Regions from separate parts of the Homo sapiens genome. Here regions 2 and 3 are each linked to region 1. Evidence: chromatin loops called from intact Hi-C (ENCODE). Cell type or tissue: mammary epithelial cell. All regions are shown on one strand. Each heading gives the region's core, and the rest is flanking DNA. Links, peaks and the distances in the headings are about the cores only.

Evidence for each region. Peaks named below come from ENCODE experiments on the same cell type or tissue, not always from the same donor. Only the 100,000 strongest peaks of a DNase experiment are listed, where the experiment ranks them.
Region 2: a loop joins it to region 1, with 14 times the contacts of the local background. A loop is called at or near these places in 16 of 110 quality-filtered maps.
Region 3: a loop joins it to region 1, with 19 times the contacts of the local background. A loop is called at or near these places in 6 of 110 quality-filtered maps.

The regions. Positions count from the first base shown.
Region 1 is chr4:95,505,925-95,514,343 of GRCh38, forward strand. The region is part of intron 1 of UNC5C (unc-5 netrin receptor C); the gene reads right to left. Among named protein-coding and RNA genes, the nearest start is that of UNC5C, 39 kb to the right of the region's middle. In mammary epithelial cell, for the core only: a CTCF peak has its summit at 4,430 (motif pointing right); no DNase peak of the experiment used is centred there; H3K27ac peaks cover 585 bases.
Region 2 is chr4:95,164,058-95,172,476 of GRCh38, forward strand. It overlaps UNC5C (unc-5 netrin receptor C), which reads right to left. Exons shown (of 16, transcript NM_003728.4): 15 at 6,097-6,275; 16 at 1-5,342. The coding sequence ends at 5,177. Among named protein-coding and RNA genes, the nearest start is that of UNC5C, 380 kb to the right of the region's middle. In mammary epithelial cell, for the core only: no CTCF peak of the experiment used is centred there; no DNase peak of the experiment used is centred there.
Region 3 is chr4:96,348,192-96,356,610 of GRCh38, forward strand. The region is part of intron 1 of LINC02267 (long intergenic non-protein coding RNA 2267); the gene reads left to right. It also overlaps the pseudogene RN7SKP28. Among named protein-coding and RNA genes, the nearest start is that of LINC02267, 42 kb to the left of the region's middle. In mammary epithelial cell, for the core only: a CTCF peak has its summit at 4,255 (motif pointing left); no DNase peak of the experiment used is centred there.

The DNA.
Region 1 (8,419 bases), core at 1,997-6,996:
CTCATTTCAAGGGTAAAGAGTAACTCTAAAGGGTTTTTTTTATTGAAAGTGCTACCAGAAGACTAGAAAATATGCTGACATGTGCCTTTTCTCTTAGTATCTGGAAAAAAGAAAAGGATGAGAAAACATGTTTTTTAAAATTTACATCATCCATCTGATTTTTATTTTCATTATGAAATCTCAATTTTCATCTTAATCTTAACAGGTGGGGCCATTTATTTTTATTACTTTCTCAGGAAATGTAGATAAAAGTAGACAAGATTCTATATATCATATAAGAATAATCAAAAGTAAATTGGAAGTAAAATCACAAAGTTGTTGCAGAATATTCAACTCTGCGGCAACCAGTTCAGGGCAATAGTGCTATGACAGTATTTGTATTTAGGATGTTGCTTTCTTATCTGCCTCAGATGAGTAATTATCATAAATTACCACATTTGACTGATGCCCAATAGCACAGCACATTCCAGTCAAAATATGTCACCAAACCACCAACACTGCATGATGGTTTTTGGCTCTAGGTGATAGTGATGTTAAGCATAATACTCGGTAGTAATTTATCCTGTCACTCACATATTTAAAAGTTGCTATTTTGAATGGTCTTTGATGTAATAATATATGACGTGTTACTTTACATTTTTAAAAAAGTCGTCATGTTGAGTAAGGCTAATTTTTACAGAGGCGGGGAAGAAAACCCTAGCAAAATGGCTATGTAGTCAGCCCAGACAGATGGTAAATCTGGGAAAAATTAATCAGTAACAACCTTAGCAATCTGGGGTTGTTAAATAGCTGTACTGCATTAAGAAAACTAATAAATACTTTCATATATATACACACAATATGGTGATAATAATATATATATTATATGCCAATGATAATATCCAGGATACATCTGATTTTCTTTCACTATTACTCTCTTCTAATGCCTTCACTTTTTGATGTTGAGGGTACATTTGATTTTAAGGGTTATTTATATTAATAAATGTAAGTAAGATATTAATAAATATTATACATGCAAGGTATAATACAAATAACAAATAATAAATAGTATGTGCATATACACAGAAACACACATATACACTAAATGACTAGAAATTGCACTTAAATCACCTGAAAATCATTACAATTTTAGAAGCAGAGTAGGAAGTCAACAAACGTCCAGGAATTTGATAAATGTGTTGCATTCTTCAGTTTTCCAAGTTTTTACTCTCATGAATTTGAAACTATCAAACATACTTTTTTAAATGATGGGAGAATAATCATTTTCAATTCTTCTTTAATATAATATCATACCAAGTAAATTAATCAGCAGATACAAAGGAAAGTGTTTATCTATTTAAACTGACCAGAAAAAATGAGCTAATGAGGCACCATTAGATAATTAGGATAGATAAACGACAGCTGCTAACTCTGGAATGACTCACTGAATTCTTTTTAACAACATCTAAACAGTCCAAACCAATGAGATGGTTTAACTGCCACCCCTCTTCCTGGTTCTCTTTTTTGTCCTTTTTTACAGTGTTGCATGTCATCATTTTAAGGATATTTGTCTACATGGCTCTGCAACATTACAATTTCCTTTTTAAAATATTAGTTTCCTCTCTGATTTTTCTTCCTCTACACACTTGTAGCACTTAGCGGATCCCAAGACCCATTCTCTAGCCTCAGCTCTTCCTGTCTCATCCTTGTCCTGAAAAAATTCGTAGCCTCCCCTGATCACAACCATCATGTTGGTGCTGAAGACTCCAAGTCTCTATGTATAGCCATTTATTCCTCTCGATATAGAGTCACATAATTCTAGTATGCTGACATCATTTCCAACTAAAGATCTTCAAAACTCAGACTCATCGTCTTCCCCTATGACTGTTTCTTCTGTATGAGTTCCTCAGTTTTGTCAGTGGTATCATAATTTCTCTGTCATCTTGTTGTTAATGCTACCATCAGCTAAAACGCATACAGGGAACTCCACTTCCCTGGATCAATGTGAAGCCATGAATTAAGTCAAATGTTTAGTATCAATGTTACCTTCTTTGAATCTCTAAACCTCACCCTTTTCTTTCCATTCCTCTTGGCATCCCATTAAACACTTTAGGATCTCACACTTGGTTTATTGGAAAAGCCTCCTGACCAACCAATTTTTCTTCCAGTCTTCTGCTTCTTGGATCCATCCTTCATATGGTTCCAGATTAATCTCCCTATACAGGATACTCTTTATACCATAGAATAGGGTTTAAAGGCAACAATTCTGGAATTACACTGCTTAGGGATCTACACATGCCAGCTCCAACATCCACTAGGCTATAGACCCTGGGAAAGTTAATTGACATTTTGTTCCGTTATTCTCTACCTACACCAAAGGACTGTTGAGAGAAATAAATGAGTTAATACAGGGAAAGCACTTAGAAAAGCTTCTAAGACAAGTGCTTAATAAATGATGGACATTATCATCTATTTTATTAAAAACTTGTAATGGCTTCTTGTACATTATATGATAAAGCCTAAATCCCTTAACCTGGCAATTAGACTCTGTACAATCTGATCTTGTTATTGGCTCAAATTCAATAAACAGTATTTGTCAATATGAATTCTCTGCTCCAGACAGGCTGAACTAAAAAAAATGCCCTTTGAAATTATGTTTTTATTCATGCTGTGACTCATTATGTCCCTCTTTCTTTGATGTGTTTTCGTTTCTCTCCATTTTTACTGTTACTCATTTTTCAGTGACTTACTCAAGTCTAGTTTGTTCCCAAAAAGGAAAAAACCAGATCAGCATTTGGTATTGGTCAAAGTTTCTAGAAAAAGGAATCCTCAAATAACTTGAGAATGAGCTGTATGTTATAACCCATCTTGGAGATTAATATTACACATTAATTTTAATGGGCCTTGAGATGTCCTACAGTAAAGAATATTTTTAATATAGTATCCCAAATTTATTGGAGGAGTAAACATCTTCTTTCTTCCAGAAACTATTAGAAATCTAGACATGAATATTCTAGATTCAGGAAGAGAACTGAAAATCATTTTAATTTTGAAACTGGTGTTACAGTCACAATTTCCTATGGAAATGATATGTAGCATTCCTACATAATGCTGAATTTCAAAAATGAGTTTAAGTAAATCTGGGAGAATTGAGTGAAAAGCTTAATTTTCTAACAAGTAGGAATTTTGACATATATAAGTGGAATACCAAAAATAAAAAATATTTAATAACATCTGATTAAGTTTATTCTCGATTATTATCACAATTAAAAACTTTGAAGCCCAGAGAAAATTTTTTTGTAGTTTTTTTCTAGTAACCATACATTTTTTTGCAGTCTGTACCTATACTTTTCAATATAACTATTAATGTTATATCTGATGATAGTAAGTCAGAGTATAGTGCAATACAGACTAAAGTTTTGATTCCTCACAGAATCTTAGTCTATAATTCTATGCTCCTTTGCACATATTTCAGCCCTCAACTCCTAATTTCTAGGCCCTGAATTGTAGCTAGAAAAATTCCACCTTTATTTCTATTATATAAATCATAAACTAAAATAAAGAAAGATGCTAAAATCAACAAATAAGATGAAGAAATTTAATAAAAAATCTGAAGCTTGACATCCATTCTTTTACATAACTGATTAAATGCCTGTTGCTTAAAATATTATTTAAAATGTGTGTACCCTGTTATTAATTCATTTAAAAATAACTGCAACTACCTAGACTGAACACAATTACTAGATAATTAGTGAATTCTTGAGAGAAAAATACATTTCGTGAAATGTGTTTATGTATGTTCATTTAATTGTATTCTCAGTATATTATTATATTTGATGTTAGAGTAGCAGGCCATTTTAATTCAAATAATTATTTGCATAATAGTAATCAAATATAAACAATATAAATAACATGAAAAGGTAAGTATTAATCAGCCACACTAGTATATAAATTGTCAGTAGTTTCCTAAGTAGCCATAATTAGAACATTCCAAAAGAAGAGTGCGTTTGCGTTTCACGTCGATAATTACAATATTGTTAGATAGATTCTGTTTTCCATCTGTGAAACACTTGACATGTAATAGAAGACAGGAAAAACAATTTAAAGTCCTCTCCGTATTTTACGTAAGGCACAGAAATTGGAAGTATAACTAAAAAACAATAATATATGGCTTAAAATATCAATGTCATATATTAAATATTTTCATTTTTCTAAAAGGTAAAGTCCTTTTATTTCTAGTTTTCCAAATTCTCTTTGATGTTTCACCATAAAATTTTAAAATGGACAAAAGAAAGCTTTATTAGACATATGTTTATTAAAAATGAAAATTATTTTACCATCCATTTGTAAATATTTTACTATAAATACTTTACTATTATCAAGTAAATATTTATCTTTCAAAGGCCAGGATTAAAGTTCGCTAAAACAGACCACTAGAGGGCAAGCCACACTCTGCTCTCAGTTATAAATACGTGAATGACTATAGCTGCCTTAAAAACACTAGCTATAGCTAATAATCATTCTTTTTTTCCTTAATTTTTTATTCAAAACTATTTTTTCAGTGCCCACTGTGTACCAGCCACTGAGAATACAGAATTAAAGCAAGTCATATACATATATCTCTGTACTAGTTCTCTCTTCATATACACATAGGCATATAGATTTGAAAATGGTTTTAATACATTCCTTTAATGTTATTTAGTCCTTCAGAATTTATTATCTTTAAATTTTTACCTTAAGGGTAGTGTGCTGTAGAAAAATCAAATAACCAGACTTTCCCAGGCAAGTTGTCATACAGTAACTTGGACATCTCTGACACTGAAAATCAAGGAACATCTTTTGGTATAAAGTACATTAATGAATGTTATATAATCTCCATAGAATGGGAGTTTAATAAAAGCCTGTGGAATATTCTTCAACACTGTCCGAAATTTGCCTCGGCATTTTCCTAACTTGGTTTGTCCCTTCTTTTACTGGGCAGAACAGGATCCACATATGAAGAAAAAAGTGGTTGAGTTGTTGTCAGAGACAATTAAAGTCTTCTTCAGGTCCCCATTAGCTAGTGCCCTGAGAAACGGGTGGAATGATTTCATAATTTCTGTTGAATATAAAAGGACACTGATACCCTGGGGATATTGATTCAGAAAGACAGAAAGAATAGCTGGGAAGCTCTTTCAGTGATAGAGAAGTTAATGATTTTGTGATTCATCCAAGAGAAATGCCTTACAACCTTTGATAATGGCAAGGCAGATAGTGCCACTGCTGACCTTGTCAAATTAGCAGAAGCTAATAATATCAGGGCAGAAGACAAACCTAAGCACCACAAAGGAGAGTTTAGCAACACTTGCATATTTTTAATTGTATTTGTCGGGGGGTTCTTTAACAAAAGATTGCTTTTGTTAATATCGGGTTAATATCAGGATCAAAGTGTTAATATCAGGATCAAAGTGTTTTCTGACGTCAACATTTTTATGGCAGGCTAGACATAATAGAAATGCTCTGCTGAATTATTAGGAAAAATGGAAGCTGCCTCTCCTCCACATGCCATTAGTATTAAAAGTGTTAAATGTCCAACATAATTAAATTACATGGAGGAAAACAATGAACACCAAGATACAGAAATTGATAGAGAAATGTTGAACCACCAGAACACAATCCACATCTCTTCACTTAGTAGGTACACTGATTCATTCCTTCAGCAGATACTTGCATAACCTCTATTTAGGTTTCATGGATACAACAGTAACCAGATCTGCTCTCAACGCAGCTTTCATTTTAGCTAGGTCCCCTGCTAGATGCATAGGAGATAAAGCTGATCAACACTCCCTTCCCTTGAAGGGTTTTCTCGTACATGTGGGAGAAAGATGTCGACATTCAGACCAATGCAATGGAAAAAAAAATCAATACAAATTTAAATATGTACCAATTACTGTGGAAATGAAGAGGTGGAAGTTTTCTTCTGAGGAAGTTGGGGAAGGGGCTACATTCTGGGTATTGTCTGGAAGAAGATTCAAGGGAAGAAGGTTGCTTTGTTCAGATCATCTTGTTTTGGCAGAAACTTGAAGGGTATGTGACTACTTGTTAGATGCGAAGGAAGTAGCATATCAGACACTGGGCACCAAGTGCTGGGAGAACATGGCACTGTAAGTGGAATATGGAAATGAAAATGGGTCTGGAGAAGGAGGCAGGAGGCAGGAGCGAGAAGGTGGAGGACCTGGCATGCCCCATTCCTACAGGGAACTGTGATTTCCTTTAAGTTGGCGATAGGAAACATTTAAAGGTTCAAGCTGGAACTTGATGAGGGAACACACGAAAATTGTGCAAAAATAAAGTAAAAAATCATTACTTTTGTATTTTACATACATATTCATACACACAGGCACACCACTCTGATGAAGGTATGAGAAGTGGATTGGAGTAAGGCAATTATTCTTAGGCTTACAGATCATCGGGATTTTTACAAAGAAACTGGATGGACTATTTTCAACCAAACAATAAGAATTCCTCACTCACAGCTAATAATTGTTTAACCCTCTTCTCCCAGAACGATGTGTTATGGGAAACCAGGCATGGTTCTGAAAAGAGAGTTCATGTATAAAATAAAGCAATGAGAGGCCTTCACCTTTCATTCTGCCAATCTTTGGGCATTCAAGTTACCCCAGGGAGGAGAGTTTCATATGAATAACTAAATGACTTAAGTGCATTTAAATTGATATCAATTTTACATAACAAAATCTCCTAAAATTTACCATCTCTGACATTTCAATGGGGTTCAAAGATTTATTATATGCAATTATATGTTTTGTTAATAGCTGTGATAAATTAGATTTTCAACATTTTTATGCCAGGTTTATGGAGACAAGTTTATATGTTTGTTACTACTAAGCAAAAGTAATTTTTTTATTTTTAAAAGTTTGTTTAATTGATAAGAAACTAAAACAAAAATTAATTTCCAGGTAATGAAAATTATTAATCAGAAGTATTAATCCAGTAATGTAGTAAATATTTTTAAGGACACAAAAATACTTGATAAATTAATTAATTTACATTACAGATGCTCTGCATCTACGTGCATTACCGCCTGCAAAGATGTCCTTCAACAACAACAACAAAAATTTTCTTGGTAGCAGTTAGCATCACAACCTCCACAAGTGGTTTGACAAATCTAGGTCTCGTCATGGTTGCTAAATATGTAAATCATACTGAATGACCGAGGCTAAAAGCAAAGTGACAGTTGACTGTGACTGCCATTAACCATGGATTACATCCCGGCATGTAATGCAATTATATGGCAGGAAACAACTAATGTGGGCTGCTCTGGTGGGAGAAGGGAGAAAATATTGAATTTTTCTTTGTAATCTATTTACATCTTGCAATGGGAGCATTAGTCAGATTAAGGTTCAGAATGCCAGGCGCACACCAGCCCAGTGTGCTAAGTGGTGCCTTCATTCCTAATGTGATAAGAAGGTAATGGTTGGATAAACAAATACATTCTAATATACATTGCTTCCACTGATGTAGACTGAAATCTTTTAGAAACATAAAGATCTGTCAGCATTATTAAGTATGACCTCTACTTTTCCTTTCCCCTCATTAATAGACAAATTTTGCTGAAATTTTCTTAGTAAATCATATTAATTTCCTCACAAAATTCAAGCTTAATATATATTATCAAGACACATGAAGACAACACATTAAAATGTAAATTTCAATTATTTTATTTGTATTGCTGAATATATAGACATACATAGATAGATCACATCAAATTTAAGAGAGAAACAGGTGAAGGAGGGGCAGGCATTAACGCAACAGCTTTAGAGCAGGCTGGCAAAAGCCTTTTGAATATTCTGGGAGTTTGAAATATTCAAACTTCGATATATTTTTCTTGGACGCTCATGTATTGTCAACCATCATGACAAGTCTCTTAAATGTATGTCTAACTTATTTGGGAAATTCATTTGTTTTGCGAATACATAGATTTTAATTTTAGAGCTCATAAATTGCTTAACCTAACTTTCTTTTAAACTTTAAAGCCCATCACTTGAATAATTTGGGGTTATATAAAATATGTGCTACCCCATGATCTGGGCAGATGGTATACTTCAGAATCAATATCAAATTCGCTAAATTAGCCATAAATAAACTCCCTGTTTCTCAAAGAAGCTTTCTGAGAATAACCAGTGTTGTCATTTCCACAGTAACATTTTCCTCATTTTTCCATCGTCTCATTCCACAGAACATGTTCATACAAGATAATTGTTCAAAAATTGTCAATAGTAAATAACAACCCAGTATCAAATCTGTTATAGATAAGCTTGACTGGTTAAGGAATAGTAACAAAATTTGTATTTATATTTAAATGTCTATATTCAGTTTGTGCATATAAATTAAGGGAAGACCAGAAATAATCTAGGCTCCTTAATTAGGTATAAATATAAAG
Region 2 (8,419 bases), core at 2,344-7,343, 340 kb before region 1:
AGGAACCATGACTTATGAAGACTGGCTGTTAAAGTAGCATTTATGAAAATGGGGTAAGCACAAGGCTGATAAAACTAAAGGATCTGGAAGCTCATGGCTAGACTTAGTCTGCAGAGAAAACCCACCCAGTTCTACACAAAGCCATCTCCCCACTTTTCAAAAATAGGTTTTTCACACTAGAATTCTGGAAATGACTTCATTTGGCTTTCCTGGCCTGTATGGATATGGGTTTACATAACATTGGTTACAATATATTTATTCCCCCTTATGCCTTATTCCATTAAAAAGAAATAATTAGAGATGCAAAGGAAATCTTCCAAAGTGATCATTACAGCCAGAGATTATACAAATAGATATCTTAGGGTAGAGAAACATTACTTCATTGCCCAGAGGCAAAGTTCTAAAGATTTCAGTCAATACTAGCTCAGCAAGGTTAAAGAATATATAAAAATAATACAAAAAGAAAAATAAAAGCCAAAGAGTAATAGTTGGTCCTATGAGGCACTCGAGAGGTAAAAAAATGTTTTGTTAACTTGAGATAATAAAATATTTTCCTTATTAGATCTATAAAATCTAATGCTTATCAACCATTATCTTGAGCAATGATGTACTGCTTCACAAAAGCTCTTCCATTCTCAAAGAAGATGGATAAAGTCCCATTTCATTTCAGCTGTGTTTCCATGGGACCCCTCTCATTCATTAGCCTTGGGCTTACACTGAGTTCTCCACATGAAACTGATGACTTGTCCAGAACAACTGCCCAGCAAAAGCTAAGACTCATTCAACTTGAAGGCTTGAAAACCCAACAAGTAAACCTTTTCTACCTTCTTTATGCTCTCTTGCAAGTCCTTATATAGGTTTATATTTTCCTGGCCCCATAGGGGCAGACCTTATAGAGGCAAAGACCTTTGAATTCTGGGGAGATGGTGATCACCTTATTAACTCCCTTCTGCATACGTGGATTACAGAGGAGTAAGCAGACCAAGAGCACAGCTGCTGTGATCCTGACAGAGACACACAGAAGGACACGAGACAAGAGCCTTGTTGCTCTTTGCCAGGAGAAGTGAAAAGTCTTGATTCCACCCTCAAAACGTTGACTTTTCAGATACCTTACTTGTAGGAAAAAATACCTTAAAAAAATTACTGGTCGCATAGTTTCAGGGTGTCCTGAACTCAGTCCCCACGACTTTTTTCTCCTGAAAATCGCTCTACTTTTTGATAGTTGAGAGACTTAAATCTATAAAATAGTATATATGAAAATGGCTAATGATTATGCAGTTTGATATTGAACACCTCACCCAAAAGTTGTCCAGTTCTTGAAGAGCCTAACTTGCTCACAGCAGGATGGGGGTTTTCTGCATAGCAGAGGTGACTGTTCATTTGGAAGATGCCGTTTGTGAAACAGCTGTTAGCTGTGAGAACCTTGGTGTTACACAGGTTTGTCATCACCATGCCAGTTATCAATTCTGAATCCAACTTCTATTCCTTCCAGATACATTAAGGAAACTTGAAAGAGTGTGATAAGAAGAAAATAAAAACAGGATGAAACCTCTGCCTTTGGATTCCCAAATTCAGCAGAAAAGAAGCTGCTTTCTTCCCTTTGATTAACAACCCCAATTTTCTCTTCCCTAGACATAGTATTCCATTCGCATATATAAGACTTATTTCTTTCTAAGCAGATACTTCTTACATTTCCAAAGATAAATATTAAGGAACTAAAAGGAGATTTAAAGTATACAAACCCCAATGAAAACCATAAGTGTTAAAAATGACAACTCTTCAAAGACTGTTTTATATAGATTTTACATAGTTCTGTTACAAGAAGCAACTGAAGATATGTTGTGTATGAATGAGTTGATGTACTGGGCTCACAGTGACCTAATATTGAGATGAGTGATGCAAATGAAAAAAAAGTGAGAATAAGAAAATTATAAATTTGAAGTGAAAATTTCCCTACATCTGTTTGTCATAAAGGTCCTTGAACTCTACAGGTTTTCATTCCCTTCGTCAAACACATTCTAGTGAATATTAAACTCAGGTTAGATTGTGTTGTACACCACTAGATGGCAGCATGCACAAATGATAGTTTTTTCTATCCAAATGAAACCAGCCAAACTGCCTCTCCAGCGGTGTAGAAAGAAGCAGGATGTATCACATAGAATGGTTGATGAAGTGGCTTCCTATGAAATGAACTGTTATATCTGGACCTTCTAAGTTTGAAAGCAATCTAACAGCTATTACTTTACTCCAAAGGAGAAGGAAATCAGAATTTGTAGTGAAAATTATTTGGTATAAATAGTGTATGTATGGAAGTTGTCATTCACTTAATAGGAAACATTAAGGGTTCTGACAGATGAGTACCTCACACACGAAATCAATCACTTTTCCCTTTTCTGGTGGTGGGAAGTTGAACCAAAAAAGCATCTGAAGTGAACCCCAAGGGTTCTCAGTGACTTCAGTAAGACAAACAATTCCTGTTTGTGTTCAATAGTTCTGTGTTGGTGACTTTTTAGTCAAAATAAGTTTTTAGTAACAGTTATGGAATTGATTCATGTTCATAGCTACATAGTTGCTCCCCTCTAGTTTTCACTAGGCATAGAAGTTTCTTTGACCATTCAGTTCAGATTCTAGTTCTTGATTTCCATAGATGATTCCACAACCCTGGTACTGATGCGTAATCTTGACAAGTTTATTTCAAAATGTAGGAATGGACAATAGCTCTCTTTCCTCCTCCTCCTTTTAAAAAATGTGTGTGTATAACTGCGTGTATATATATTTGATTTTTAATTTAGAATACAGTTTTACTCATTGCTACAAACATCCACTGAACTTGTTTATAGTGCAATCTCTCCCTTCCCCAGTCAGTGTACAAATATTTTAAATATGGAAATCCTAATGCAGGGGGTGGGCTGAGAGAGATTTTATAGAATATATGTATGTATGTCCAAAACAGAAGATACGGAATAAAAAGCATGAAAGAAAGAAGAGGTTCCATAGCAAGGTATCAGCAGTTCCTCAGGGATGAGGATGGCGGAGGCATCAAGGAATCTCAAGATGCTACCAAAATAGGAGCGGAAACATGGAAAGATGGAAGCACATGTATAATTCAAGTCTGTTCAGCAACTTGTGTGCCTCCAGCCTAAAAGTAAACCACAGTCATGTTCTAAAGGTTCCGATTCATACACATGTCTGCTTGTTCTTCAGTTTTGGTTTTGCTACTGGGCTTTGATTCTTTAATCCCCACCTGCTGAATGAATTGAGTCCTTGTGTTTGTTAAAGAGCTTGTGATGGTCCCAAGGAAACATAATAGTTGTTTACACAAAGTAGTGTGTTGACTAACAAACATTTTGCAGGACAAAAGTTTTTAAAGAGCTAACTAGACAGCTTTTATAAATGCTACTGAATATTATGACAGCAAAGAAAGATTAAGGGTGGGGGGGTGTAGCGTAGAAAAAAATGCACCAAGTTCCTACTGCCAGATAAACTTGTAGGAGTGGTCTAGATATCAAGATGCCAAGACAATAATAAAAAACAGAATTTGCAACCAGTCAGGAAGGCTGGGGGCAGGGGCATCCCAAGAGAGGCTAAGAAAATGATAATAAAGGGATGTCATCTCTCAGTGAACAGCATAATGCAATGATGCAGAGCGACTCAGGCCAAACAAACAACATCATAATGCTGGTTAGAATAATCATCTTCCTTGTCAGAACTACTTGAAAGGCGTAACATAGCCTGGGCAAAAGACCAGCTGATGATTTTTAAATGATGATCCAGGTCAGAGTCCATTGTGGTCTTCAGACTGATGAATGAGACTGGAGGCATCACGGTGGAAGTTGAGCATTTCAGAACTTGGAGATGATCTAATCCCACCCTTTCACTTTCTAGTGAGGACACTGAGGTCGTGTGGTTAAATGACTTTCTCAAGGTGGCGCAACAAGACAGTGACAGACCCACAATGAGAACTGGTTTCTTGATCTCCAGTTTAGAGTCCATTCCTCCAACCACACTGCCTCTAGAGTAGAGCACCATAGGGAGTCGACGTGGGGCCACACAACGGCAATATTAAGTGAACTTAATAGAGAACACGTCTCCTTAAGACTCCTCAGAGGAGAAAGAAAGACCCTGCCTGAGCAAGCTGAAGGAACAGACTGACAAAGCCATTCAGCATTTATCAATCACCTTTCTGGGGTGGAATAAGGGAAAGGTAAAAGGTCAAGGAAGTGATGCATGTTGAATTAAACTGATGACCACACCCACCTTGATAGGTGAAAAGGTGGGACAGGTCTAGTCAATAACCAAATACTAACAAACAGCACTGCTAACAAAAATAGAAATTTAAAAAAATCATTTTACCAGAATACCTGTAAATAATAATAATACCTTTAAAAAAAAACACTTCATATTGCATATTACAAACAAACACACATGTTGTGAAAAAAATGCTTGTTTGTGGGGTTGAACATGAATCACTGTCTTCCCTGCAGTGCTACAGCTTTATTCCCAAAGGGCACCAGAAGGGTCCCTCCAAGGAATAGGAGTCTTAGTTATTTCTTTTTTACACTTAGATTCTCCACTTCCCTGATACAAACAGTAACACTGGTTCTACAAGTTCTAGAAACAGAACACTGATGGGAGGATTATCTGAGACACTTGATGCACACGATTTGTAGCAAAAGTCTGTGATTTCTCTGTAAATTACTAATCTGAAATAGACACAACAAACCGTCCACAGCTTCAACTTCAAATGATTTGAACAAAAATAGAACGAGCCATGGACAGTGTCTGCATCCCTGTCCAATTTGATGTAAACAACATTTGTAGAAATTGGGTTTGTTAAGAAAGTTTATCCATATATCTGGATAGCAATAAAAAGCGTTTCCTAGGAAACTGTAAGATCCTGTACCACACAGCATACAGCCCAACTAAGAGGAAAATTAGGTTGATAGCTAAATTCAAGGTACAAATTTACACAATTTTTCTTAACTCCCGTGATGATGTCCGAGTAAAGTGGGCATGTACATGGGCAGTTGTATCTGTTTTCCTTCTGGCTCCTGCTGCAGTCTTGCCTGTGAAGTGCATTGGTCTCATCTGGATTTCCTCCTCAGCTGTGATTCACCTGGACGGCCACAGACTCCCTGTGCATTTTTGTCCTTCATTTCCCCTTCCAGCATGGTGGTTAATACTGCCCTTCTGCTGCTAAGGACACCACCGTTTCATGTCTTCCCATTTCTTCCAAGACAGCTGCCAGCATGCTCAGGTTTCCATCTGGGAAGTTCTGTGCTTCCCAAAGATCCAGGATTACGCCAGTTGGGCTGGATTTGGTGGCAAAGTAATTCAAGTACCTGTAATTGGGAAAGAGAAAATGTGCTCAACAGTGTGACTTACATATCTATTTTTCCTCAGCTAAACCTTTCTGTCTCTCTACTTGTCTTTAAGTTTCCTGGTCCCATTGTGGCTGACAGTGAGCCATCCTAAATAACTAGCCCATGCTTAATTAGATCAGCCCCAGACAGGGGATGTGATGTTTAACTTTGTGAACCTCAGCTCTGAGTGAGATAATTTAAGAGACAAGATGTCTATGGGTCATATTCTAAACAGGAAATCAAGAGACTTATGTTTTCTTTCTAGTCCAGGCTTGGATGATCTTTGACAGGTCATGCCACATGTTATGTTTGGTAGTGACGGTGACACTCCACAAAGTAGACGCTCCAGAGGTCTCTTTATAACTTAATATCAGTGCTGTGTTGGCATGCTAATTATTAATCAAACATTAGGTCCTGCTCAACTGCAGAGGAGGAGCAATAACTACGGTAGTGAATGGCTATATGATTTGGGGAATTTAGCCCATCAGCTTGGCAAAGTGCATCACAAAACTTGATACTTACCAATGCCAGATAAGCTCAGAATGTCTCTTAGCACTCTTTGCAAGCCCGTAGTGCAAGGTACAAGGACAGAGCTTAATGCATATTTGCAAAATGAAAAATTAAATAGATGTGTGGATGGAAAAAAAAATGAAGCTAACCCTACGTCTAATAGTTATCGGTCCTGGAGGGCACTAACAGAAAGAAGCTAGTCTTGGGGCCAGACCATACCCACCTGTCCAGGTTCAGCTTATGGGCCAGCATCCTCCAGTCATGGCCTCTCGTCTGGGGGGCATCCAGGCTGCTACAGAGCTTCTGCCGGATAGGGAGAGGGATGCTGAAAGCACTGGGCCCCGTGACCGTGGTGATGGTGTTCGCAGGATCCAGCAGCGGCAAATCGATGCCAGTAGGTTCCTGTAGTTCAGGGACAGGAACAACACAGCATTATTTCTGAGGACAAAAGCAATCTCTATTGAACCAATCAACATAATGCCTTGCTTTGAGTGATAAGAAAAGAATGAATGCTGTTATTCTTCTTAGGAAGAATGGCTTCTTCTTAGCCTGAAAGTTGTGCATCACTAGATGTAACCTGGCTCAGAGATAGAGGTACATACATTTTGAGCTAACTTTGCATAGCCTCAGATTTGTGAGTCTTTGGTGAGGACTGGGCTGGATGGAAAGCTCTGGTGTGATTCGATAACAGCTTTACTAATGGGATTCTCCAGGCTGAGAGAGAAGAGAGGGAATATCAGAGCTCCTAAAGGTTTAAATTTCAGGAGAGGAAAATGTTCAAAAGGGCAGTGCTTTGGGAATGAATAGATCTGAGATTCAAGGCTTCTGGAAACAGCCTGACCTTGAGGAGAAAGTCCTGGGCAAATGCTCCAGTAGTTCTGCTAAACTCCACAGAAGATGTCTCAGTTCTGCTTTTGTTGAATGAACTGGAACATAGCTCTCCTCTAAATGATATCAACTTAAGGCTAATTTCTTAAAAAAGAAAATGGTAAACACAGTATATTATTGCCTTAGGGCAAGTTGTTAATGGCATCCTCCAATTGCTGTATATCCTTATTTTTTAAAAATCTAATTTTAGTAGAGAAAACCATAAATTGGCTCTTAAGATAGTCTCAGCTCATAAAACAGCACAAATGCAAAATCTGAATTTCATCTGCAGGAGAAATTCTAATCATTTTCTGATCACTTGTGCTGGTTGGAAAAGCAAAAGCAAATGGTGCCTGGGAACTATTAAAGCAATAAAAGAAAATCTACTTAATCTACTATAAATGCCATCTCTCTCTATTTTTTTTTTCTTTTTTATTTATTTATTATTATTATACTTTAAGTTTTAGGGTACATGTGCACAATGTGCAGGTTAGTTACATATGTATACACGTGCCATGCTGGTGCGCTGCACCCACTAACTCATCATCTAGCATTAGGTATATCTCCCAATGCTATCCCTCCCCCCTCCCACCTCCCCCTACCCCACAACAGTCCCCAGAGTGTGATGTTCCCCTTCCTGTGTCCATGTGTTCTCATTGTTCAATTCCCCCGTGAGTGAGAATATGCAGTGTTTGGTTTTTTGTTCTTGTGATAGTTTACTGAGAATGATGATTTCCAATTTCACCCATGTCCCTACAAAGGACATGAACTCATCCTTTTTCATGGCTGCATAGTATTCCATGGTGTATATGTGCCACATTTTCTTAATCCAGTCTATCATTGTTGGACATTTGGGTTGGTTCCAAGTCTTTGCTATTGTGAATAGTGCCGCAGTAAACATACGTGTGCATGTGTCTTTATAGCAGCATGATTTATAGTCCTTTGGGTATATACCCAGTAATGGGATGGCTGGGTCAAATGGTATTTCTAGTTCTAGATCCCTGAGGAGTCGCCACACTGACTTCCACAATGGTTGAACTAGTTTACAGTCCCACCAACAGTGTAAAAGTGTTCCTGTTTCTCCACATCCTCTCTAGCACCTGTCGTTTCCTGACTTTTTAATGATTGCCATTCTAACTGGTGTGAGATGGTATCTCATTGTGGTTTTGATTTGCATTTCTCTGATGGCCAGTGATGGTGAGCATTTTTTCATGTGTTTTTTGGCTGCATAAATGTCTTCTTTTGAGAAGTGTCTGTTCATGTCCTTCGCCCACTTTTTGATGGGGTTGTTTGTTTTTTTCTTGTAAATTTGTTTGAGTTCATTGTAGATTCTGGATATTAGCCCTTTGTCAGATGAGTAGGTTGCGAAAATTTTCTCCCATTTTGTAGGTTGCCTGTTGACTCTGATGGTAGTTTCTTTTGCTGTGCAGAAGCTCTTTATTTTAATGAGATCCCATTTGTCAATTTTGGCTTTGGTTGCCATTGCTTTTGGTGTTTTAGACATGAAGTCCTTGCCCATGCCTATGTCCTGAATGGTAATGCCTAGGTTTTCTTCTAGGGTTTTTATGGTTTTAGGTCTAACGTTTATGTCTTTAATCCATCTCGAATTGATTTTTGTATAAGGTGTAAGGAAGAGATCCAGTTTCAGCTTTCTACATATGGTTAGGCAGTTTCCTCAG
Region 3 (8,419 bases), core at 2,344-7,343, 840 kb after region 1:
AAAGTGAAAGAAGCCAATCTGAGAAAGCTGCATACTGTGCGATCCCAACTATATGACACTGGACATGAAAGAAAATATTTTGAATTCTGAATTACATATGCAGGAAATAGTTGTGTTTCATACATAAAAGCATCAGGAAGACATATTTATAGACATATTCAGATATATTTATTTTACAAGAATATCTTGTATTCTTCTGGAAGAATACAAGAAATATAGCTCTTCATTAACATTCTAGATGTTCAAAAGATGACTCCAAATAAATAGCTTACTTGTGGAGACGACAGTATTTAGGGGGCTTTTTGATAGAATTTCAGGCATTCTAGACCCAGATAATCTAAGCTAATCTACATGTTCATTTCGTCTCTCTTCTCAGTAAGATTTCAATGGTGGAAATTGGACTTCCAATACTACATGAGGGAAAGTGTGCTAATGGTTTCTGAGAAAATTTCATTATACCTAAGAATGAAGAAAGAGAAACTCTCTTTTTCACTTAGCTATTTTCCTCTTTGTCTCCTTGTCTTTGGATGTTGCTGTGGTATCCGGAATCTCTCCAGCTATTTGCTGTCAGTCTGAGGTTAAAGTTTACATTGGTCCCCAATGATATTGAGAGCTTGTTTGGAGGTTCTAGCAGGGGAGCACAGCTACTTGTATACACTTGACCGAAGACCAGTCCTCGGATCTATCGAGGATGGTCGTCCTCTTCAACCAAGCGTGCAGCTTTGGGAGGGACATACATGGAGCAGTGAGAGAGGAAGGGGACACCCGCATAGCCAGCCAGATCAGCTGAGTCAACCCTGACAATCAATGGGGTGACAGATGTCACGGCCAGATCACCCTCACATCTGCTCCTCAATGATATTGAGACTGATGTTCATTGCATTGGTCTTGGGTCCTATACCATCTGTAGGCTTCTAATTATGAAAGATGCATTTTCTAAAAATTTAAGGCAACTTGAGTTGGGGATTATAAAATTTTTTTCTAAAATGTATTACCTGATAGGATCTGAAGGTATTAAGAGATAAGTACATACACTAAAATATAGGCATAACTAAATAACTGATGATTTTATTGAGAAAGGAATAATACAACTTATTTATTGGAGAAGACATACTATGTGATATAAAAATAACCAGTATTAGCTATCTTTACTGGCTGTGATAAAAAAAAAAAAAAAAAAAAACACAAAAACCATAGAACACACCAGTCACATTAAAAGTGAGGGAAGAGAGGTTGAAGAAAGTGTTCATTAATTCATCAATTTTCTCACCTTCCACAGAAGGAAAATACCATATACTTTTATCTAAAGTTATTAAAGCAGAGAAAAAAAGTTTAAGTTATGATTTAAAGTAAAAAAAATGATTATTTCTAGCAGAATAATAACAGATTATAACTTTTCCGAGGCAACAGACCGTATAACAAAAGACAGAACAAAAAGAGAAAATGAAGATGTATTAACAAAATGTCAGATAAGATGTAAGAAAGAAGACCAAACAGATGCTCTACGAGTGGCAGAAGGCTCTGGTCTGTCTGCATTTTGTCTGGTGTTGGACAAATCACTTAATCTCTCTAAGTCTCAGTGTTTCATCTATAAAATGGAAGTAATAGTAATAGTAGCTATCTTATAAGGTTGGAGTGAGCATTAAACGAATTAAAGCATATAATGATTAGAATGATGGCTGTGGCTGGGCCAGGTGGCTCATGCCTATAATCCTAGCACTTAGGGTTGCCAAGGTGGGGAGGATCATTTGAGGTCAGGAGTTCGCAACCAGCCTGGCCAACATGGTGAAACCCTGTTTCTCCTAAAAATACAAAAAAATTAGTGGGCATGGTGGCATGTGCCTGTAATCCCACCTACTTGGGAGGATGAGGCAGGAGAATTGCTTGAACTCAGGAGGTGGAGGTTGCAGTGAGCCAAGATCGTGCCACTGCACTCCAGCCTTGGTGACAGAGTGAGACTCCATCTCAAAAAAAAAAAAAAAAAAAAAAAAAAAGAATGGTGGCTGTCACATAGTAAGCTTTCAAAAACAAGTTAGTTATTTATTGTAAAAGGTTAGCCATTCTTGTGGTGGCTCATCACAAAAGAGAGCATTGATTATGATTCATTCTTGGGTGACAAGTCGCAATATTATAAAGCTGCCTATTTTCACTAAACTGATCTCTTAATTCAACACAATTACAATCAATATCTTAACAGACTATTTTTATATGTCATAAAATTTAGATGTATTTCTGGTTATGTATACATGTCTGTATCCAGCTATTTTTATTATTATAGTAATCCTATCCAGTTAGAAGGGAAGAAAGCATTAAATATCAATAGAGAAAATACGGATTTTTTTTTTTTCTCAGCAAATGCTATTGAGTAACTGGCTAGACATTTGGAAAATAAATCTTTTATCTGGATTATAACAACACCTCCTAACTGATTTTCCAACTTCCACCTTACTGATTTTTGGATTATTCTTAACAAATAGGCAGATAATCACTTCTCTGCTCAAAACTCTTATTGTTGCCCCACCTCACCTGGAATATATGGCCTGCAGAACTCTGTAATTTGGTCCCTCTTTCTTCTGTGCATTACCCTTTCCATCTTGCTGAGCAGCTCCTGCTCCCTAGTCCCCTGGTTGTACTTCAAACACAACAGGCTTGATTTCAGGCCCTTGTGCTCCTTGTTCTCTCTACATGAAATATCATCTTCTTTCAAAACCGAATTCAGCTTATTCCCTCACCTTCAGGGTTTTTACAATCTCACTGAGTGTGCTAATGGAAAAACTCTTATAAGTAATTACTGCTCTCTCAGCAACACATAATGATATAAATAAATAAACAAATAAAAAATTTAAAAACCTGATTGTAGCTTAGTCTTTGGGAGAGCTTTAAGGGAGAGTTTAGACTATTTTAGGGTAATTGATATGGCAGCCTGATTAACTTTGGATACTATTTTCTTGAATTTTCCCAAATGTGTCTTTTCAAGCATTATTAGCCACGTGTTTGATGTTAGCATATAAAACTGACATGTCTGATTTTCCAATGATCTTGATATATCAAAAAAACTAATCCACTAAAACAAAAACCTGACAAAATTATGGTGATGATTACATCGTGAAATGGATGATATTGTTTTTTTCCCTGAAAAGATGTTATATAGTTTGAACACCCACCTATCTATGCACACACATATATATAAAGCTTCTATATGTAATTACACACATATGTAATTTTAAGACGTATGCATATTAATTTCAAAGCAAACAACTCGAACATGTGAGAGCATAATAAACACAAGTACTATTTTAATAGCAAGTATTTATAAGTTTATATAGCAATATAACTATCTGATAGTTTCATTATGATTTATATTTTTTCATATATTTCAAGATTAGAATTTTCATTAATTTTGGTTGTGAGTGTTTGACATTTTCCCATTTAGCAATGATTATTTTTAGGGTCTCCTATCCAATGCTTATCATATAGGCAAAATACAGAGAAGAATACACAGGATTACATGGCTACATGCATAGGAAATGCTAAAATTGTGAAATGCATATGTTGCTTGTCTCAGCTATTTTCTGGTCAGTACAATCTCATAAAAGACTATGTGTAGTTCACTACTGCATTTAAAATTTCTTAAAATTCTTTCAGTGTCCTTACAGGAAATTTTAATGGAAACAGTAGTTTGCAATAAAATTCTAGCAATTTTTAAAATGGCAGTTTTTTTTTTAATAGAATGTATTAAAAACAGAAGACATCCTTTGAACAGACTCCCTGTTCTTTTAGCACCATCTTCACTATAAGTTTCTGTGAAATCATACAGCTTCTTGCCATCCTCACAGGGGCCTGACTGGACAATTGATGCTTTCAGACACCTGCTGCTCACACATCACAGTGTGGATAAAACCTAGTTGATTGTAAACCCAGAAGTTGCAGCCAGAATGCTTTCACAAAGGTTTTGTTTTTGCTGAGTCAGTTGAGATGTTTGCAATTGTCTGATGTTTCAACTTCACAGCAACTTGATAACTCTTCTTATCAACAGCACAAACTCATAAGGCAGACAAGAATTTCCTGTTATACGTGTCATAAACAGTAAAGTTCTGTGTGGATGTGAGCACGAGCACAGTTAAATCATATCATTTAACATAGAATCCAAAAATGTTGGATTGCATAATTAATCAATTCCTTTTTTTTTTTTTTTTGAGCACCTACTAACTGCCATGAGGGTGTATGGCAATTAACAAAACTGAGAACGCCCTGCCCTCTGGTGGGAAGTCAGATAATAAACAAGTAAAGGGATGAATGCAAATTATGTTAAGCACTTAGACTTCTTTTTGATGGGGTTTCCAATATGGAATCTTCTAAGATCACATTCTAGAAAAATAAGTCTCTCTCTTTTATTCTTTTTTAAAAGGGACTCGAATATCACATGGTACATTGATGTTACCATTTCCTAAATAAAGCTATTTAGGAATGGAAAACACACAGTTAAGCTACATTTTAAAATTATTTTTACTTGACATGTAATAATTGCACATATTTATTGGGTATAGAATATTTTGATACATGTATAAAATGTGTAATGATCAAATCAGGGTAATTAGGATATACATGGCTTCAAGCATTTATCATTTCTTAGTGGTGGGAACATTCAAAATCCTAAAGAGACTTAAATGTTCTTTAAATATTTAATCAAGAATACCTCACTGACCACTTAGTGTTCCATACACCTATCCATACAAAAAGGATATAGTTAATAAATAGATTGAAGATCAGATATGTATACCTAGAGACATTATTCCTCTTCAGATACCAAGACGTTTCTGAAGCTGTCCCTTTCATATAAGGCCAGACTAAATATATACTTGAATGAAGAAATAAACCAATGAATTAATTTTAGAAAACATGTAATGGATATGTTAATTCTCATCTTTGAAAGAGTAAATCAACCAGTTCAAGTTAGACCTATTGTCTAAATTTTAAATGGCAAAGAGAATTTTTATCCCTACAATAAATACTTGAATAAGCCACATGTTTTCCTGAAACAGTTGGATATGTATAGTATTTACCATCTCAATGGCAAATGTAAAAGGAATAGTATTTGAACGCTTTGAGATCAAAATATTTATGATTTATATTTAGGTTAAATAAAGCTAGAGTTATTTTTACTTGAGGGACGCACTTATATAGAGTGCATTAAGTTATTTCTGACCAATTTTCCTCAAGTGTAAATACCAATGAATGCATAGACTTCTTTTTAACATATTGAAAATTAGCCTCAGAATAGCATTGTTTAGCTTTGAATTTGCAAAAAAGTTACATGCATTTGATTCAAATTATATAAAAATCCATATCTGATATATAAATATTACATGTAACCACAAATGGCATTCTCCCAGTATCTTGTATATACTTAAATTCCCAATAAATAATTTATAAGGCTTAAATTTTTATTTTGAAAAATCATCAAGAGTGCTAGAAAGCATGAAATATTATGAATTAAGCTTACTATTCATGACAGAAAAATTGAAAGGGCTATGCTATTCATATAAAAATTAGTGATTTTACTTTCAAGGAAAATAATAAGTTTCACAGGTATTTTTTTATGGTGTTTCAGATGCATTTTATCAATTGGAGTCTATTTCCATGTTTTGGAAAGAAGATGCATCATTACTTGATCAATAAGCAGTAAGTCTACTAGATGTAATTATTTAGTTATTTCTGTCTTCTTGGAGTACTCAACTGCTTAATCAACCTAATAGGTGAAATACACGTGAAACTGTAGGAGAACAATTCTCAACCTTTTTCTCCTCATCCAGGGAGCATGGATTCCCTCATTTTTTATCCACTGCTTATGCTTTTCATGGCTTGGAGCTGGGAGTATGGGCTGTTCTCAGAGACTCCAACACATAGAAATTCACTGGAGCTATGGAGTAGAGATAGTAACTTTGGAATGAAGAAAGAAAGGAGGTTCCCTCAGACACTCGTTCAAAGATAACCACCTGAGATGTTTTGCAGTTCCCAGGCTAACATGCAAGTAACACCATTTACTTTCACTTTCCGATGCCAGGGATTTGTTCAGCTGCTATCATGTGCAGCTGTAACTGTGATTTCTTTTCTCTGGCCTACTTGGGAAGAGAATGAAATCTTTAACTTTGAACAAAATCTCCTCCCAAAGCACACAGGTCTTTTTGAAGTTTTCACATGCAATGTACTCTCACTTTCAGGGTCTAATCTTACACATATGCCATTTGAAAATTAACTATGTTCTTTAGAAATGTTCACCATCATTAAATCAAGCTTTTCTTATAGGAGGAGATAGCTCTGTAGACAAGGGCAAAGCAGGGTATGGAAAGAACAAGGGGTGCTGAAATGGAAAGGCAGTGAGTTGTGGACTTAATTTCTTTCCCAGAGCTTCCTCTGAGGAGTTAGATTTAGAGATGTGAGAAACTCACTAATTGTAAACTATTTGCCAAATCCCCTTAATGTCTGGTAGAGTTAATAATTTCTTTACATTTAGAGATTTAGATTGATTGAAGTTTTTTGCTATAATAGAGCAATAATCAGTATTTGCAATAAAGCTCTGCAAATTTGAGATCTGTCCTTAGGACAGATTCCCAGTTGTAGAATAACTAGTTCAAAGGGCTTGATTTGTTTTATTCATGCCACTTCATGTATATGTATTACTCAGATATTTTCTGTAGATATTCTTATAATTATATAAGCAAGCTGTGAACATATTCAATCTACAGTATTCTGATCAGAGTATTTTGATGTGAAAACATTTCCATTAATTTGATAAAGAAACTTAGCAAACACTTCTCTACTTCTAGCAACAAAAAAGTAACACCCTATGATGATTCTAAAGAAATGTGTAAACTTTTATTTCATACTTTTAAAGCAAAATTAAAGTAATAATAATAAATGTTGACCTTCCTAAATAAAACATGGTCTAAGATTAATAAAATTATCCTGCAGAATAGCCATTCATGTTTGGTTTCCTTAGCTTTCTATTCCTAGTGGATTTTTTTTTTTTTTTTTTTTTTGCATTAAGTGGTGGTAGCCTTTAAGAGAAAAGCTTGCAATTTATGTTGTAGTAGCAACTAAATAACTCTTTAATAGATTCCTTCAAACTCAACTATATAGACTATGTCAACGTAACATTGCAATTCATTTGCTATTTCTCTTACTGCTTGTGTGTTTTGTGTTTTTCGCTTTGTTTTTTGTTTTTATAGACTAGCCCCAAGCCCTCTCATTATAAGATTTTTTTTCTGGATAAAAATGCTTCCCTGTCTATAAAATATGAGTTAAACCTTTTTGTCTTACTGGATAGATTGAATCCTTTCACTACTAGGTGTATTAGTTTCTATGTTGCATCATAACACCCCATCAAAAACTTAGCAGCTTGAAACCACATCTATTCATTATCTCTCTGGTTTGGAGTCAAAAGTTCAGGTCCTCTGCTCAGGGTGTCCCAAGGTGGCAATCTAAATACAGGCCAGACCGCTTTCTTTTCTGGTACTCCGGATTCTTTTCCAAACTCATGTGGTTGTGCTGAATTCAGTTCCTTATTGTTACATTGACTGAAATTGTTACTTCCTTGCTGGCTATCAACCAGGAAATGCTCTCAGATCCTAGGAGCCCCCTTATACTTTGTTGCCTGTTATGTGGCCTGCTTAGGGGTCATTAAAAACATAGCTACTTATTTTTTCAAAGCCAATAGAAGTTCTCACTCAAGTAAGCTAAAAATGGAATGTATAATCTAATCATTCAAGTGACTATCTCACTACTTTTTCCACCTTCTATTGGCTAGACACAAGTCACAGGTTCTATTGCACTCAAAGACTGCCATCTTAGTAATCTACTCACTATAAGAGAAAATATGACAGCATTTTACTGCCCTGGGATCTGTCAGGTGAACTGTTTCATACTTTCTCATTCTGGAGTCTTGCGGTGCATCTGTCACTGTACTACACTGTCTTACCAGAAAAAGAAGTCTGGTCAGCCTGTGTAGGCTGGTTTTCTAAATATTTGTCATTATTTGTTTTTTTCTGCATAATCCAATCACCTTAATAATAATAATATTAATACCTAAACTATACAAACAATTTTCTAATTTATGAAACACTTTTATGTAGCTATTTTACTTCTTTAATTCTACTTTCCAAGAATTTAGTAAATTTTAGTGGTATTGTTACCAGTGCTCCTGGGTTCTTATAACCCCCCAGGATAGAAATCAAGAGAGACCACCAGACATAGCAGCAAAGAGAAACAGAAAAGTTTATTTAAAGCTTGTGCACAAGGAAGTCAGCACCGTGAAAGGACAAGGCAAGTTGCTCCCTGGAAGATAGTATGTGGGTTAGTTTTATAAGTCTTTCTATAGGGAAAGGTTTCACCAGGCTATGTATAGGCGGGATTTCTCTAG